2 separate regions of the Mus musculus genome follow, and region 2 is linked to region 1. A link is a loop called in an ENCODE intact Hi-C map of the cell type or tissue named here. Cell type or tissue: left cerebral cortex. All regions are shown on one strand.

Region 1 (8,000 bases):
ATAAGACCCCCACTCCTTTCTAATACAGTGGTCCCTCTATAATCATCTCAAACATAAACTTTCACTAAAATTTCCACAGTGAAAACCAAAGTTCCCGCACTAGTTATACTACAGTTTTGTTACTTGTTTTTCCAATACATCTAAATTATTCAGACAAATTTTGTTCTCACAAAATAATTTCCATCAATGTGTATCTCTTTATAGAACCACCTCTATACTAAAAGAGAGAAAAGTCCTCTTTGATGGTCAAAGCATGGATAAGGACACAGGTCAGTTTAACAAATAGCAACACCTCTAATTAAAGCTAAGGAAAAAGTTCTCTAAAAAACTGATCAATGGGTAAACACTGTTAGCACTTCTGGTAACAGTGAACTGAAACTTTCAAGTTTTGCAAATTATTTTCTAGCCAGGTAAGCAAATCTAGGACAAGGAAGCTGGGGTGAGAGCTTCAGACCAACCCAAACCGAGTCCTCATCACCATTACCAACTCAGAGTGAGCCGAACCCTCAGAGGATCACCCAAGCGCTCCAGTGCTTCTCACAGCACACGTTCCCTAAAAAGTCCGTTTTAAAAAGATGGCTTGGGGGCTGGAGAGATTGCTCAGCCTTCTGCAGGTCCTGAGTTCAAATCCTAGCAACCACATGGTGGCTCACAACCATCCTTAATGAGATCTGACACCCTCTTATGGTGTGTCTGGGACAGCTACAGTGTACTTAGATACAATAATAATTTTTTTTAAAAAGATGGCTTAATGGGTAAAGTGCTTGCAAACATGAGGTTCTGAATTCATATCTCCAGAAGCCATGTAAAAAACCACCCAGAAACATCTATAGTCTCAGGATTGGGAGGTAAAGACCAAGGGAGCCGTAGCCAAACCAGCCAATCAGTAAGCCCCAGACTCAGTGTTCAAAAACCAAGGAGGAGAGCAACTGAGGAAGATGACTAGTGCCTACAACCATGGATGAATGTACCCACACACAGGTGCACAAGCACGCAAACACACACATAAAGCTGCTGGGAGAGCCAGGCATGGTGATACATGCCTGTAATTCCAGCACCTGGGAGGCAGAGGCAGGAGGAGCCTGAAGCCAACCTCCACTCTGTAAGCAGACCTGTCTCAAAAAGGAAAAACAAAGTAACAAAAACTATATCACTGTCAAGTTTGATGGCTACTGTGCAAAGAAAGTTACAACTGACCCTTTCACCTTCCAGACTTCGCAAAGCCCATAAATAGAGCAGAAATCTCCAAAATTGACCCTTGGCTTGATAAAGACAATAAGGTACAAGGAGACTAAGTGACCAACCAAAGCACAAAACACCAAACTTAGAAAAATATGCTATCCCGACTCCCATGCCAAAATTCATTTGACTGCCTCAAAACGTTGTAATACCTGATTTAAAGGAGAAATCAATTCTGAAAGACTCACTTTTCTAGAAATATTAGTTGTAAACACTTCAGTTTGTTCAGATACCATTCACATCTCTACAAAAAGTGGGCTGGGGGAAGGAAGACAGGCAGCAGAGAATTGTCATATTAACAAGCCCGGCCACAAGAGAACATCTATGTTATACTCCCTTCCCCACAAGGCTCAGGGACCATCTTAAAAGATTTTAAGAGCCAAAAGTCATGCAGGAGCAGAGCAAAATAATGTCTTCTGGCCATGACAGGAGTGCTGCACACATGAACTCACAGCAGCTGTGGTGGGCTGCATAAGACCCACACAAGATCAAGTATGTCAGCATTCCAGCATGGAGGTGGGGAGAGAGGCTCATGCGCTCCCCTCCCTACTGCTACAGAGGAGCTACAGACAGATGGCTTCTGGGGGAGGAAGAGTCCTTTTCTCTACCTGTGTGGCCCCTGACAGATTTACTATGCTCCAGTAAATGGTACCAAACCCACCAGTAGATAGGCAACACAACCTGGACTTGGTAGACTATTTTAAAGACAAAGAACTCAAAGTTCAGAGCGGATGAAAACAGACCTGGGAGAGGTCAGGAGTAAGAAGATAGGAGAAGGGATAGGAGAATAAATATGATCAAAATATATTATATGCATGTATGAGTCTCAAAAATAAAAATATTTTTTACAGGAAATAATAAGAATTTTAAGAAGTCTCCTCAAGCTGGGCAGTGGTGGCGCACGCCTTTAATCACAGCACTCGGGAGGCAGAGGCAGGAGGATTTCTGAGTTCGAGGCCAGCCTGGTTTACAGAGTGAGTTCCAGGACAGCCAGGGCTACACAGAGAAACCCTGTCTTGAAAAACCAAAAAAGAAGTCTCCTCAAAGAAAACCAAGATACAGTACTTACCAAGTACCTATTTCGATGTCATTTGAAAACTTGTTTTTTGTTTTGGGGGTGATAATGGTTGTTATTGATAAAGATTTCTTTTTTTTTCCCATGCTGGCCTCAAACTTACTATGTTGTCTGGGCTAGCCTTGCCTCCTATCAAATGCTGGTACTACAGGCATATGCTTCCATGCTTGCCTTCAAATACTGTAATTCTTGCAGCTGGATTTAAGAGTGCACACTGTCTTCTGGAGAGCCTGAGTTCAGTTCCCAGCATCCACATTAAGTGGCTCACACCACCTGTAACTCCAGCGCCAGAGAACCCATGCTTCATTCATTATATACAGACACACATAGTTTTTAAAAATTAAAAAATTAATTTTTTATAAAACTGTGTGTGGCTCTTTCCAAAAATATTTCATCTAGAAAATCAGAGATAATGTTTTTCCTATTGGTACCTGACTAGACCTAACCTAAGCTGTGGGGTCTGAAAGAGCAAAGCCCTGTCTGCCTTACTCCAGCCGCCCTGAGGAACTGAGATTCACACAGGAGCTACTCCAGGCACACTGGCCAGAGAACGGAGAAAAGCCCTGCTCTACAATGAACTAGCTGACAGAGAGTGCCCCAACTTTTTTTTTGTGCCCCAACTTCTTACAAATGACAACAATATCATCTACTTTAAGCACTCTTGAATCTTAAACAAATTAAATCTCTAATCACCAACAATTGAGGACACATCCATAAATAATAAAAAAAAATTTTCACATATAAAAATAACACTATTTATAGCCATATATGGGGAGGCATGCCTGTGACCCCCACACTCAGGAGGTTGGGAAAGGAGAAGAGTTGAGTTGCACTTGGAGGTCAGCCTGGGCAGCATAGAAAGATCCTGTCTTTAAAACTTTTTAATTAATATTTGGAAAGCACTCCTATGTTACTTCATTAAACACACCTAATAACCCTTGCAAATCAGCCAGACAGGTATTATTACCCATGTTTTATAGATAAGCTGAGACAGAGAGAACCAGAAGCAGAAATAATGAAGATCTAGCTTTAAACTCAAGTCTATGGTGCTAAAATCCTCAACTTTCAAGTTTTTCCCAATATTCTTTGTCACTTGGTAACTAGGACAGGGTGCAGCCTAGCGATGGCAGTATTAAATGACCTTCAACTGCTGGTGAGTAAACAAGGCTATAAGGTACAAAGTCCCAAAGTCACACATCATCACAAACCCAAAGTAAAAGTACCACCTCTTCTGGGAACTACAAGTAATTAAATCACACTTTGCTCCTGGGAAACCAAGGGTGACTGTCACTTATAACAGAGGCTAACAGTGCCAAGAAGTGAAGAAACTTTAAATTAGGAATCGTTTACACCAAAAAGACAGTTTCAGTTGGAATGATATATGCTCACAATTAAATAATGCTAAACAGAAAAACAAAGACCTCCTTAGCATTATTGTATTACATTTAAATAAGCTCCACTTCGGACAGTTACCTCTTCTTGATCTTGTTACACACAATATCATGCTTCACCATCTCTAAACCAAACTCATGCATGAATCTACTCAACTCTAGGCTCAAACCTGTTATCAAAATAAACAAACAGTCCTATGTCCCCTCTAAGAATGGCAGCTGGACTTTCAGGCGCTAAAGCCATCAGAAGTCACAGATTTAGACTTTCCCAACTCTAAATCAATCCACTAGTTCTACATTTTAACTCTTATGAACTTGTCAATCATATTCACATGTTAATAACAACTTTCTCACAGCTACAGCAAAATCTTTCAATGTAGAGTTTACTATAACAAAATAAACACTTGATTATTAAATCTCTTGAGTAATAACATTGAGTTCTCTGCCATGGAAATTAAAACAGCAATTATCTTTCTGGTATTTGCAAAAAGGACTAGACAATTCGGGATACGCTTATTTTTAGAAAATGGTGGGGGGGTTTTAAGGCAAATAGTCTTATTCAAATACACACATGCATAGATGATAGGCTGTCCCATTTACATCATAAGATTGTTAGTTACTATCCTACTTTGCAAACTTCCATACTTCTGACGGACTTAAACGTTGAGCTTGTTAAATTAATAACTAAGAATCCCAGAGAGGTCCCATTAACTGGCACAGGTAAGTTAACAAAAGCGAACAACAAGATACGGCGTCAAACAGCACCTCAATTCTTGCACAGGCAACACTCTCCATGGCACCAGCCCCCATCGCTCATCAACTGAAGACCAGTCGACAAGGTTTCCATTGCAAACTGTCACACAACAAAAAGTCAGGACGTACGTCTCAGCCTCACAGTCCAAATTCAAAACACCACAGAGCCACTACGTTTAAGCGATTCCCATAGCAAATTACCCAGGGCATTCTCTGTTATTTACTAAAGTGCCAAGCAGTTCCCAGGGGTGCCCAGCAAATGATAATTTAGTTCCCAGGATAGGCTCCTCGCCACACAAGGATGACTTCCCTACTTGGTGCCAACTGTACACTTGCACACTCCGCAAACAGGGGGCGAGTCCTGAATACCAGGGGTTACGAGGGCAACGTTTGTGTTTTTATTATGGGCTCAGATGATCCCGAATGCTGAAAAGCGCGACCTATCACCCTAGAGTCAATTTCCAACTGTGCTCTCACCCAGGACCATTCTATCCCCGCGGAAGACAATTATTAGTTGTAACAAGGCCTAGAGAGGGGAGAAGGAAAAAAAAAATAGTGGGGTTTAAAGAAGAAGAAAAAAGTTCACCTAAGAGACACGGGAAAGGTGAGCTCAGGCTTCGAGGGAGAGGGAGGTCAACACCAATGGTGCTGAAAGCGCAACTACAAAAGCCCCTTTCTGCCCCGAGTGCAGGCGAGCCGGGCACCGTCAGTCATTCCGATGGAGTGCGGGGGGCCAGGGGTCCCCCCGAGGCCCGCAGCTTTGTCCGGCGGCGCCGCGGGGCCGGCCAGGGGTGTGCGCGGCGGCCGGGCGCGGCCCCCGACCGCGGGCCCCTTCCTCGCGCGGCTCCCCAGCGCCAGGCCTCTGTCCCCGCCGCTGTCCCCGCCACCTCCCCTCCCCCTCCCGGGACCCCGGCAACTTTTCCCCCGGCCTCGCCTCGCTTCGCCTCACCTCTCAGCAGCACGCAGAAGCTGCAGGCCAGGAGGCTCCTCAGCACGGCCCCCATCTTCCCCCCACCACCGCGCGCGCTCGCGGCCCTCACCGGCGCCCGGCGGCCAGGGGACGCGCGGGCGAGGAGCCGGGGCGGCCGCCGCAGCGGCGGGTCTGCACGCTCATGCTTTCCGCGGCCGCGAGAAGAAAGAAAAGGGCGCACGTCAGGGCTCTAGCGCGCCGCTCCGGCCCGGGCTCGCGCGACGCCAGCGCCTGCCCCCATGCCGCCGCCTCCTCCCGCGGCGCCCCACGTCCCCCGCGCGGCGCCTCATTCAGCCTCTTCCTCTCGCAGCGGCGCAGGGATCCGCCGCGGGGCCGCCGCCGTCTCCCTGCGCGCCCGACTCCCCCCACCCCCGTCCTCAGCGCGCCGCGGCCGGACCCCGGGAGCCGCGACCGCCGCGCGCGCCGACTCCCCGGAGAGCCCCCGCGGGTTGAGCCTCGCGAGCCCCCGCACGCTGCGGGGATAAGGTCTTCCCGAGGCGCATTCCGATGGGATTCTTTCCCCGGGCGGCGGAGGGCGTGAGGCGACGTCGGCCGACACTGGGGCCGGCGTGGTCGGGACTACTTTCTGCGTCCCGGCCCGTCGCCGCCCGCGCCGCTCTTTGTGCGCCCGGCCGCCGAGCCAGGTGGAGCTGCGGACCCCGGGGCTGCCCCGGGACGTAGGAAAATCAAAGTGCCATTGCGGCTTACGCTTTCCCGAAGCGGCGGGCCAGGGGAACGGTGTGCAGAAGCCAACGCGGAGCACATCGCTAGTGGACTGGGTTGAGAATCCTCATCATAGGAAGTAAAATAAACCAGACTCGGACTTTAAAAAAAAAAAAAAGTATGTTTTTCTCCTAGTGTGGAGCCTGCTTTACATATACACATAAAGTCACACACATGGGGAAAAGACAAAGATTGTGGGATTGTATACACATAAGTAAACCTTACTCAGACAAGTTTCCCTCATATGTGGATCTAGGGGTGTGTGTGTGTGTGTGTGTGTGTGTGTGTAGAAATGCCTTTATATATGAGTTAACACATAGATGATAAGAAAATAAAAGTATGACTATCTGGGAAAAAGAGTGAAGCTAATGTTGGGGGAAGAGGCACACACATGTTAAAAGAAAATTATGTGCTTGAATCTTATCCATCATTACATACAATAAATATAAACTAAGAAAAAAATTAAAGAAAAAAAACAATAGTTTTTTGTTTGTTTGTTTATTGCCTTCCAAGAAATACAGACCTTTTTTTGTGAACTAAGCTGACAAGGACTAAAGCTTTCTAAACTGAGAGAGAAAATCCTTAGTAGCTAACAGCAAAGAGAAAATAAAACATGTCTTTTCAGGGGGAGGGGTTACAGGTCTGAGAGAAAAAAAGGAGCCCCCAAAACAACCTCTACCACTACATGTGCAGTGGGCATTTCCAAGTAATAGCCCAAATGCCCTCTGCAGTCAACTGGCCAGCTTCAGCCTAGGCCAGCCAGCTCCAAACGTTAACCATCAGCTGTGTCCTGTCCAGCCATCACACACCCTTTCTGCAGGCGAATGGGCAAAGGGCTCACCTAGGGCTTGCAAGCAATTTATCAGATGGGCCACTCAGAACTAACCTGAGATGAGACTGGCTTTGCTGTGATTCTCTTGGCACACATGAAGAATTTGAGACACTCGGTGACTTATCCAAGGCCACTCAAGTCCTGAGTAACAGAACCTGAAGCAACCAACTTGGAGGATTGTACAGGAGTGTTAGGAAATGTTTTCAGGTAGGCTGGTGAGGGAGCGCGGTGGGTAAAGGCACTTACCTCTAAGCCTGACAGCCTAAGTTCAATCCCTAGGGCCCACAATGTGGAAGGAGAGACCTTACTCCTTCCAGCTGTCTCTGACCTCCATTTATATGATATATGCCGTGGGACTCACCCTCTCCAGGACACACACACTTTTTTGTAAACAACAACAAAATTTGCATGCTTAAAAGTAGTGAAGATGGAGAACAGAAGGGGATCTGGCATGGTGGCAGGCTTTCATGTGCAAGACCCTAGATCGCTCTTGTACTGTGGGAAGAAACTGAAAATTTCAATTTTGCTGATGTAACTTGTGTGCATATGTGTGCACAGACCTATTGTATACTTGAGCAAAGACCAGAACTGATAATGCAAAAGTAGGTATCAGGATAGAGGTGCACTTTTCTTCCCTGTCCTTTAATAGACTGTGTTTTTATTTCCTAAAGATACTGGAGTGAACCTCTGTAATAGAAGCCTAGCAACAATGCTATTCTCATTGTAGAACAGATTTGTCACTCAGCCATTTAATTGCACATTAGACACGGTCCCTGGGCTAAGTGTTGGTGATTTAACAATGAGAATAACCATAGCCCTCACACTCAAGCTAACACCCTGATTTGGAAACACACATGAGTTAAAAATGTTATACTTGCTAGATGGAGACACTCTTGAGTTTGCCTAGATAGTTCAAAGAATGAGAAAATACCTGGAGAACCCTGGCTTGAAATGTCCCTCGAGAGTCTGCTTAGCTGACCAGGCCAATGAAGCATCCCAGGCAGAAAAAGGATGGGT
Region 2 (8,000 bases), 110 kb before region 1:
ATGGGTTCTCGACTTGTCGGCCCTCAAATGTTAGTTAACCCAAAGGCAATTTGGCTACTTCCAAGTTTGCTACTCTAAGATGGAATTACTTTCTCCTTTTTATTTTTTGGTATCGTTAAAACCCAGACACTCCTGGTCAGTGATGCCTTTCTTTTCCTGTTTCCTTTGTACTCAGTCTCTTCACTGGGCTTAAGGCATGCTCTGTGTATTTAGTTTGCAAAAATAAAACTTTTAGTACAAATTTATTTTTTATACAAACTTTTATGGCACAAGCAGCAAAACTGCTGTTTTAAGAAAATATATAAATATTCTTTTCTTCTGTACAAATATCTCCAGCACCCACCCACTTTATAATGTTAACTGTACAGAGTCTGCCTCACTCTTCTCTATAGCTCCCTCCCCCCCTCCAGATCTCAACCAGATGTGTATTTACATGTCCCGGTGGAGGCAGTCAGAGGAGGAGGGGCCCTCCTCAGGAGGAGTCCGTGCAGGGGGAGGGTGGTGGCGGGTAGAGGTGGTGGGAGTAACTCCTCTCCGTGTATGGGGAAGGGGGGCAGCTTTCATAGTTCTCCTCCGCTGACAAGTACTGGCTTCGGGGTGTGGGCGGTGGGGGCACAGGTTCTGAGTCATAGTTCACGTCACTGGTGTAGCCCTTGGCTGTTGCCACCGAGGTCATCCTCCGGCTAGGAGCATAGTCACTGTCACAGACATCAGTGCTGCAGGGTGTGGTGGGCGGTGCAAAGTGCCGGTAGCTGTACGGCCTATAGCTAGAGCAGGAAAGCAATAGAGCACTGCGTTAGTTTTATAGAAGCAGACTGCATCAGAAATCAGTCTGAAGGCTGGGAGCTGGTGCAGTCGAAATCTGTGTAGGGGATGGGTAGTTCGCGTGACTGCTGTGTGCAGTGAGCCCATGGGTTCAATCCCCAAAACCATCACAACCAAAGAGCCACTGCTCTTCACAGACATGGATGGAGAGGCAACGAATAGCACATCAACAAAGGAAGACCTACGCAAGTAAAATGTAAGTAGAGGCAAGTAAAAAGGGATGGAGTTGGAGAGCAGAGAGGAACTCAATTGGGCCCCAAATAGCTCTTCTATCTTGAGGTAAATCTAGATGCGTGTGCTTGCTGTGCACGAGGCCCTGGGTTTGACCCCCAGACATATTGAAAAATAAAAATAAAAAAAGAATAAAAGCAAACCAACTCAAGAGCTGTACCTATCGATGCACTTTAGAAAAGCACTCTGGTTTTCACTGGTGCCGGGAACTGAGCCAGGGCCTTTCCCCCAGAGCAAGTGGTCTACTCTCAGCTCCAGCCTTGGTGGTCTAACCTCTGCCACACACCTCGCACTCATGATCTCAGCAGCTCCTGGAGCAGCAGTGTGTAGAATGGGTCTTCACAGTCTACGCTCTCACATTCTTCAGTCATTCATAATTTGCCTGATAGGTAAGTTATGATGTCTGAAGACTTCATTTCTTTTCAAAGTAAAATATTACACGATTCAGGCTAAACTCCCAGTGAGGGCAGATCTATCCCATCACTATCATGTGCAAAGGGAAACCCTTCTAACTTGCAAGTAGTCGTTTTGATTTCTGTGGGTACCCGGGTATACAGTCCTAAGTATGGTTTCAATTATCAAAACGATCAATTTAAATACTCAGACAGTGCGTGAACTTTATAACAGAACAAGAGTCTAACATGCTTACACTTGTTTACCTACCTTCTTAAGTAACCTACAGTTCATAAATTTGAAATGTAATTATCTAAAAAAAAGTGCCGTGGTGAGGAACACTCCATGAAGGCAGAGCCGACTACAACACTGACTTATCCCCGGATGACCTCTTAGGACTCTAATTGTAAATATGGTTAAGCTTATCTTATACTTATCCTAAAGATTCATGCATTTACTGTCTCTAAAATACACTGACTGCAAGACCAGGGGCAAGGGCCAGAATAACTGACAGGGAGCTCATAAGCTTCCTGGGGGCACAGCACCCAGAATTTGCTGCCCGCAGCCTGGCCCCGCAGCCGCCCTGAGCAGGATTGGGGCTTGCAGCTTCAGTCCAGCCAGGACACTGTCAGAGCGCTTTTCCTGTTCTGTTTCACCTTTCTGTCCAAGCAGGTGTCAAAGGCTAGCAAGATTTTTGGAATCAGAATTTTAAAAGCTAAATACTTCCAGTCTTATAAGAAAAGGAAAAAAAGAAAATTGGTCAACAAAATTCTGTAAATCTAAAAATCATGGCAAATGACAAAAAGGTTAAGACAGATTTTAGACCTAATACAGGAAATGATTTAAAAACTGTTTCATACTTTGATCTATGTTTTATTCTAGCAGAATTAAATAAGTTGTAAATAAATAATTTTAGGTTCTGGTTCTCCTTTTCAATTTTCAGGCCTTTCTCTGCTTTTGATTAGAACATGCCTGGGGCATTCACGACCTTACAGTAACTCATGGACAGACCTATTGGATGGAGCCAGCCCTATTGGTCCTAGCTGACGCTGGCAGGCAGTTTCCACTGTACCTCCGTCTCTGCAGTCACCCTGATCCACGTGACTGAAAGCAAACATTATTCTAATGGCATCGGCACTGAGGCCTGCAGACACAGAATGTAGCACTCCCGACCTTCTGCTGATGTTTGAAGAGCTTGGAAGAGTGACCTGCTCAGCACACTCACATGAAGACAGGCCACCATTTCCTGTTGCCACTTACAAATATGCTCTGTTCATTTTAAGGAAACTTGTTTATAACAGGCAACTAACTACATAAAACTTTCATTCCAGGTCACAGTGACGTATGTAAACATGGACCAAGCTTCTTCTCATTTCTCTTTCAATGTGATGCTCCTGCTGTATGCAAGTTCTCACGACGCTCTGAACTGTCTTGCCTAGTTCTCAACTGCATTACTCAGCTTGTGTAACTGCCTATTAAAATACAGAATGGGTCTGGAAAAGAAGGCTCAACAGTTAAAAGCAGTGACTGCTCTTCCAGAGGTCCTGAGTTCAATTCCCTGCAACCACATGGTGGCTCACAACCATCTCTGATGTGATCTGATTCCCTCTTCTAGTGTGTATCTGAAGACAGCTACAGTGTACTCATATACATAAAATAGATAAATAGATCTTTTTTTTTAAAAAATGCCCAGAGAAAGAAAGGATTTACAGGTGAACAAAAATCCTGTTCTTTGGTGATCATGGTCTGTATGTTCACAAACAGAATATGGAAAGGGTGTGTCTTACCTGTAGGACCTATGTGTGGAAGGACTGTTGGAAGAATAACCAAATTCCATGGTATAATGGGATCTTTCTGTGGCAGGCGATGGTGGTGGGTTCAAAATCTAAAAGGAAAACAATTAAAATATTAAGCTAAGGACAATCCCCACAGATCTCTGTCTCCTCATCTTTGTGTCCGTTCTTTCCCATTGCAGTATTACCATACTCTCCTTCCCAAAACAACTGCCTTCATGACTGTGGCTCCCTTCCTAGACCAGTTCTCCATCCTGAACAGGGCCAAGCAGAGAGGAGAAAACAGGTCACCTACGTCACTGGTGTGTTTGGCACAGGCAGATTCTACTTTTTAAACAGAATTTTTATTAGTTTAAGAGGAATTCTAAGTGTCCTTTCTCTTAAATTTTATTTTTATGCGTGTATGTACAAGAGCACGTGTGCATGCGTGTCTGCAGGCCAGAGGACAACCCTAGTTGTCATCTTCAGGGACACTGTCCACCTCCTTTAGGTCAGGCTTGCTCAGGCTGGAGAGATGGCTTAGCAGTTAAGAGCACTGCCTACTCTTTCAGAGGTCCTGAGTTCAAATCCCAGCAAGGACATGGTGGCTCACAGCCATCTATAATGAGATCTGGTGCCCTCTTCTGGCTTGCAGGCATAGTGCAGGCAGAACACTATACTTACTAACTTACTTACTTACTTAGAAGGGGTGGCGGTGGGGGGAGGCAGGCTTGCTCATTAGCCTGGATTTCTCTAACTAGTCTAGACTGGCTGACCAGTGAACTCCAGGGGGCCTCCTGTTCCCAGTTCTGCAGCCCTGGGATTATGAGTGAGGCTCAGTTTTTATCTTGTGCTCCCAGGTCCTCTTGCTTGTGAGACAAGCACTCTAATGACTAAACTATCTCCCCAGCCACAGCTGCTGCCTTTAGTAAGTCTGTCTGGCTCCTTACTAGTTTAACTTTATCTGAATTATGAAATTACTATCTAATGCTTTCAACTATGTTGAAATTATGTTTCAACAGTAAATTTAAAAGATTTGCAAGCACAGGGCAGTGGTGGTAAACTCTCCACTGACTCCTATGTGCTTAAGCCCCACATTGAAATGAATTCATCTAACACGATATGCACTTTAACAGTGTAAAGAAAGCAAGAGCGTGCTTACTGCAGGGAAGTAAGTGCCTTTGGTACTGGAAGAACTGCTTGAGGAGGCTCCCGTGACGTGCGCTCGATCATAGGGGGGCCCACTGCTTCCCCCCATGATACTGAGGGAACTGATCATTGATTTGCCTCGAGACATTCCTGAAGGAAAGAAAAATGAAGGGTGAGTAACATTTATAAAAATACACGAAACAGCTAATCAACACTCTAGTTAGAAGAACATCAACTAAAGCAACATCCACCCTCTTTTCCTCCTAACAGCTGTAAAGAGTTCATGGAAAAGGGAAATGAACGTCCAAACCATGGGCTTCACTGAGAACTGGCCTCAAGTAAGGCCAAGCAGCTCCCACCTGACTCTGTCCGTGGAAACAGCCCTTCAAAGTAAGCACCTCTCATGGAAGACTTAAGGAAAGAACTGTGGGGGTGAAGACTGTAAACCAGAGTAGGTCAAGCCAGCAGATAAGCGCCAAAGAATGCCAAGTGTTTTTATAAGACAGACACAATGCATAGAAGACACTTCTTTTTTGGTTTTTCGAGACAGGGTTTCTCTGTGTAGCCCTGGCTGTCCTGGAACTCACTCTGTAGACCAGGCTGGCCTCAAACTCAGAAATCCACCTGCCTCTGCCTCCCGAGTGCTGGGAAAGAAAACACCACTTTACCTACAGAACTCAGACACCTCTGAACTCAAAGCTCCTAATGCTAATATACAAGTTCTGTTTGTTCCAAGTAGGGTCCCATTCCCACTGCAAGTAGGTACGGCAACAAAGACGCATCATTACTCACCAGCTTAAATAGTGTGGCTCTTCTGAGAGTCACAACCATAGTAAATTCCTATTTTCAGAGAGCTCTGACCAGGCATCTCCTCCAGATGCATAAAAACCCAGGATTCTTTTCACTAAAGGCACTAAGCACTAGGGAAAGCTTTACTCCCCAAGAATATTATAGCCAGGCGGGAACATCTGGCTAACCCACCTCACACCTCACACCACTGTCAGCATGTTAGATCAGGAGAGGGCACAGGGGACTATATTCTCTCCTTGCCAACCAGCTATTTCCAAATCCTTGTTTGTGGACAGCAAACTGAGCTGTCTTCCCACTCCTTTATTCCTACACTCATAGCCTCAGGGTCCCCCTTCGATGAAATTATACAGAGTAGGTATTCACCAAGCACTGAATTTCATTGGTGCAGTCAGAGGCATGGAGCTGGCTGACAAAGTCATACTTAAGTCCTTTTGCATAGAAAGGCAGTATAAAACTGTAAAAAAAAAAAAGTTCTCACAATTCCTTAAACCCAGAGTAGTTTGTAATCCTAGAACTTAAAACTGGACAAGAGCAGATTCTCATAAATCGCTTGCCACTTACCTGGAAGAGATCCAGAGAGAGAGCTTGGGTGAGGAACATAACCAAGGGGCACAGACGCCGGGCTGTGAACCACATAGTCGTTAGTCATGGTCTCCCCGTCTCCCTTCATACGAGGACACAGCATCCTCTGGCAGATAAAGTATATGGTTCCAGACACAAAAATGGTGACAATTACTCCAATAACAGAACCAACTGTGTTGGTGGCTTGTGGTGCTGGCTCCTCAGTTGGATCTAAAATAGAGATTACTGTAGTTAGCTAATAGGAAAGCAACTGCATATTCAAAATAGCAATACAAGAATACAAAAATAAAAACAATGTTGATAAATCAAACAACATAAAATTTATATATGAACACATACATATATACATATATATCATACAACATAAAAATATGAATTAAATGGCATTATTTAATTTAAATAAACTTAAAGAAGCTCTGTTAAATGAAAATAAGACAACAGACCAGGAAGTATCATTGTAAACTTTTGGCTAGAAGGGACAGACCCAAAGATGTCACCAAATGCTTTCAGTGGAATGGTGAAAAAGGCCAGAGCAGCTCGGAACCAGAAAGCTGCAGGTGAGTGAAGGCACCTGGATCCAACCACTACTGTTCTCGGGCTCCCCGGCCGCCTGAGAGTAAGATAAACCCAGGTCCCTGATTACTAGAGGACACAGGGAGGAAGGCCAGAGCACTGCAGGAGACTCCCAGCACACTCGCCTTCCTGGGCTTCTGACTACGTGAGTGTTTAAGAAGCAGAATTTGGGAAAACAGGAAGAAGTGAGTTATCAGACTTAGCACCCAGTTACTCAAAAGAAAAATTCTTCCACTCTGACTAGTTAACCCATGGATAATCTCGTAACTGAAGAGCCGTTAGAGCACGTCCTGCCTGCTGATATGCCAAGCTCCTGTCAATGTAGCTAAGCTCATCTCTAACAGAAACACAGTGACAGCGGCAGCAGCCTCCTGGCTGTGGCCATCAGCTTCAGCTCAGTGTGTGTCCTCTGTGGCGCCCTCTCTACCCTACCCTGCCCGCTGCCACGCTTGTACTCTCTCCTGGTGCCTTCCCAGTGCCAAGACGCGAGGACGAATAACCCTCTCTTGATGCTCTGCTCCACACTGATGGCAGGCTTCCTCCTCACCACTGCAGGCTACCTCGGAGGGAAGCAAGGAAGAAGAGAGACAGACAAGCAAGCACAGGAGGGATGAGGGAGACAGGATGGCAGGAAAGGAGGAAGAAAGCATTTAGGTTCTAGATCCCGAGAAACTGGTAGAAACATGTCAAGAATGGTTAAACATAACCTAATATTCAGAATGAAGGTCGATCACCAGTTAGCTTCCATGCATCTAAATGATCTGAGGATTTTGCGTCTTTAGTTGTGGCAAGGCAATGCTTGCTCTTTTCTGGTGTTTTACTAAATATATCGCAACTACTGTCCTTAAACAATTATTAAAGGCAAAACAAAATATCTTAGGCACAAGTAACTAGTATATGTGTTTTACATAAGGAAATCGGGATTGTAAGTGAAATACAAAAAGCAAAGGAATAGGTATTTTTCAAATTCTCCGTTGTGAGGGATTTACAAGGCTTTGTTCCTACTTACAACAGTCCAGCTCGTCAGATCTGTCACTGCAGTCCACACTGTGGTCACATTTCTTGTGCTTTCCAACGCACTGACCATTGGCACAGCGGAACTGATCAATTAAACAAAGCACTAGAAAAAAGGCAGTTTTATTTTTATCACCATGAAAAGACAAATTCTATCAAATGCTTTCTAAGTATAATCTAAAAACACATCAGGCTCAGACACAGGTGAGTGCTACCTCTAAGGATTCCCACTGGTAAAAATGATATTCTCTGCTTTGTTATCAAATTTTTTATTTCACTTAACTTTTGGTGCTATTTCTCAATTTTCAGAACTTACTGGTGTGGTTTGGATGGTCTAAATGTATTCCTTCCTCCTAAGGTTCATACGTTGGAGCCCTGGTCCTTCGTGTAGTTTGGAGGTAGAGGGAGCATAGTGGCAGGTAACTGGACCTCATTCTCAGAATATGTTAGGGAATGCTCAATGTACCCTGTGTTAGCTCTTGAGAAAAACTAGTCATACAAAAACACGCCTGTGGTTGGAGAGCAGGCTCCATGGTTAAGGAGCCCTGGCTGCTCTTCCAGAGGTCCCTCCTCAGCACCTACACAGATGCTCACAACCATCTAACTCCAATACTGAGAGGTCTGACAGCTTCTTAAGGCTTCCTTAGGCGC

What was found. Peaks named below come from ENCODE experiments on the same cell type or tissue, not always from the same donor. Only the 100,000 strongest peaks of a DNase experiment are listed, where the experiment ranks them.
Region 2: it touches region 1 in a loop (1.8-fold over the local background); 2 of 42 quality-filtered maps call a loop at or near these places.

The regions. Positions count from the first base shown.
Region 1 is chr6:134,561,236-134,569,235 of GRCm38, forward strand. Lrp6 (low density lipoprotein receptor-related protein 6) reads right to left here and starts at 5,678. Exons shown (of 23, transcript NM_008514.4): 1 at 5,408-5,678. The coding sequence starts at 5,462. In left cerebral cortex, no CTCF peak of the experiment used is centred here; DNase peaks (open chromatin) are centred at 4,817, 5,704 and 6,022; H3K4me3 peaks cover 2,481 bases; H3K27ac peaks cover 1,462 bases.
Region 2 is chr6:134,450,314-134,458,313 of GRCm38, forward strand. Lrp6 (low density lipoprotein receptor-related protein 6) reads right to left here. Exons shown (of 23, transcript NM_008514.4): 19 at 7,345-7,455; 20 at 5,742-5,972; 21 at 4,384-4,520; 22 at 3,237-3,334; 23 at 1-767. The coding sequence ends at 473. Gm52921 (a long non-coding RNA gene) reads left to right here and starts at 764. Exons shown (of 2, transcript XR_003956530.1): 1 at 764-1,021; 2 at 2,393-3,380. In left cerebral cortex, a CTCF peak has its summit at 3,866 (motif pointing left); DNase peaks (open chromatin) are centred at 664 and 3,888; H3K27ac peaks cover 782 bases.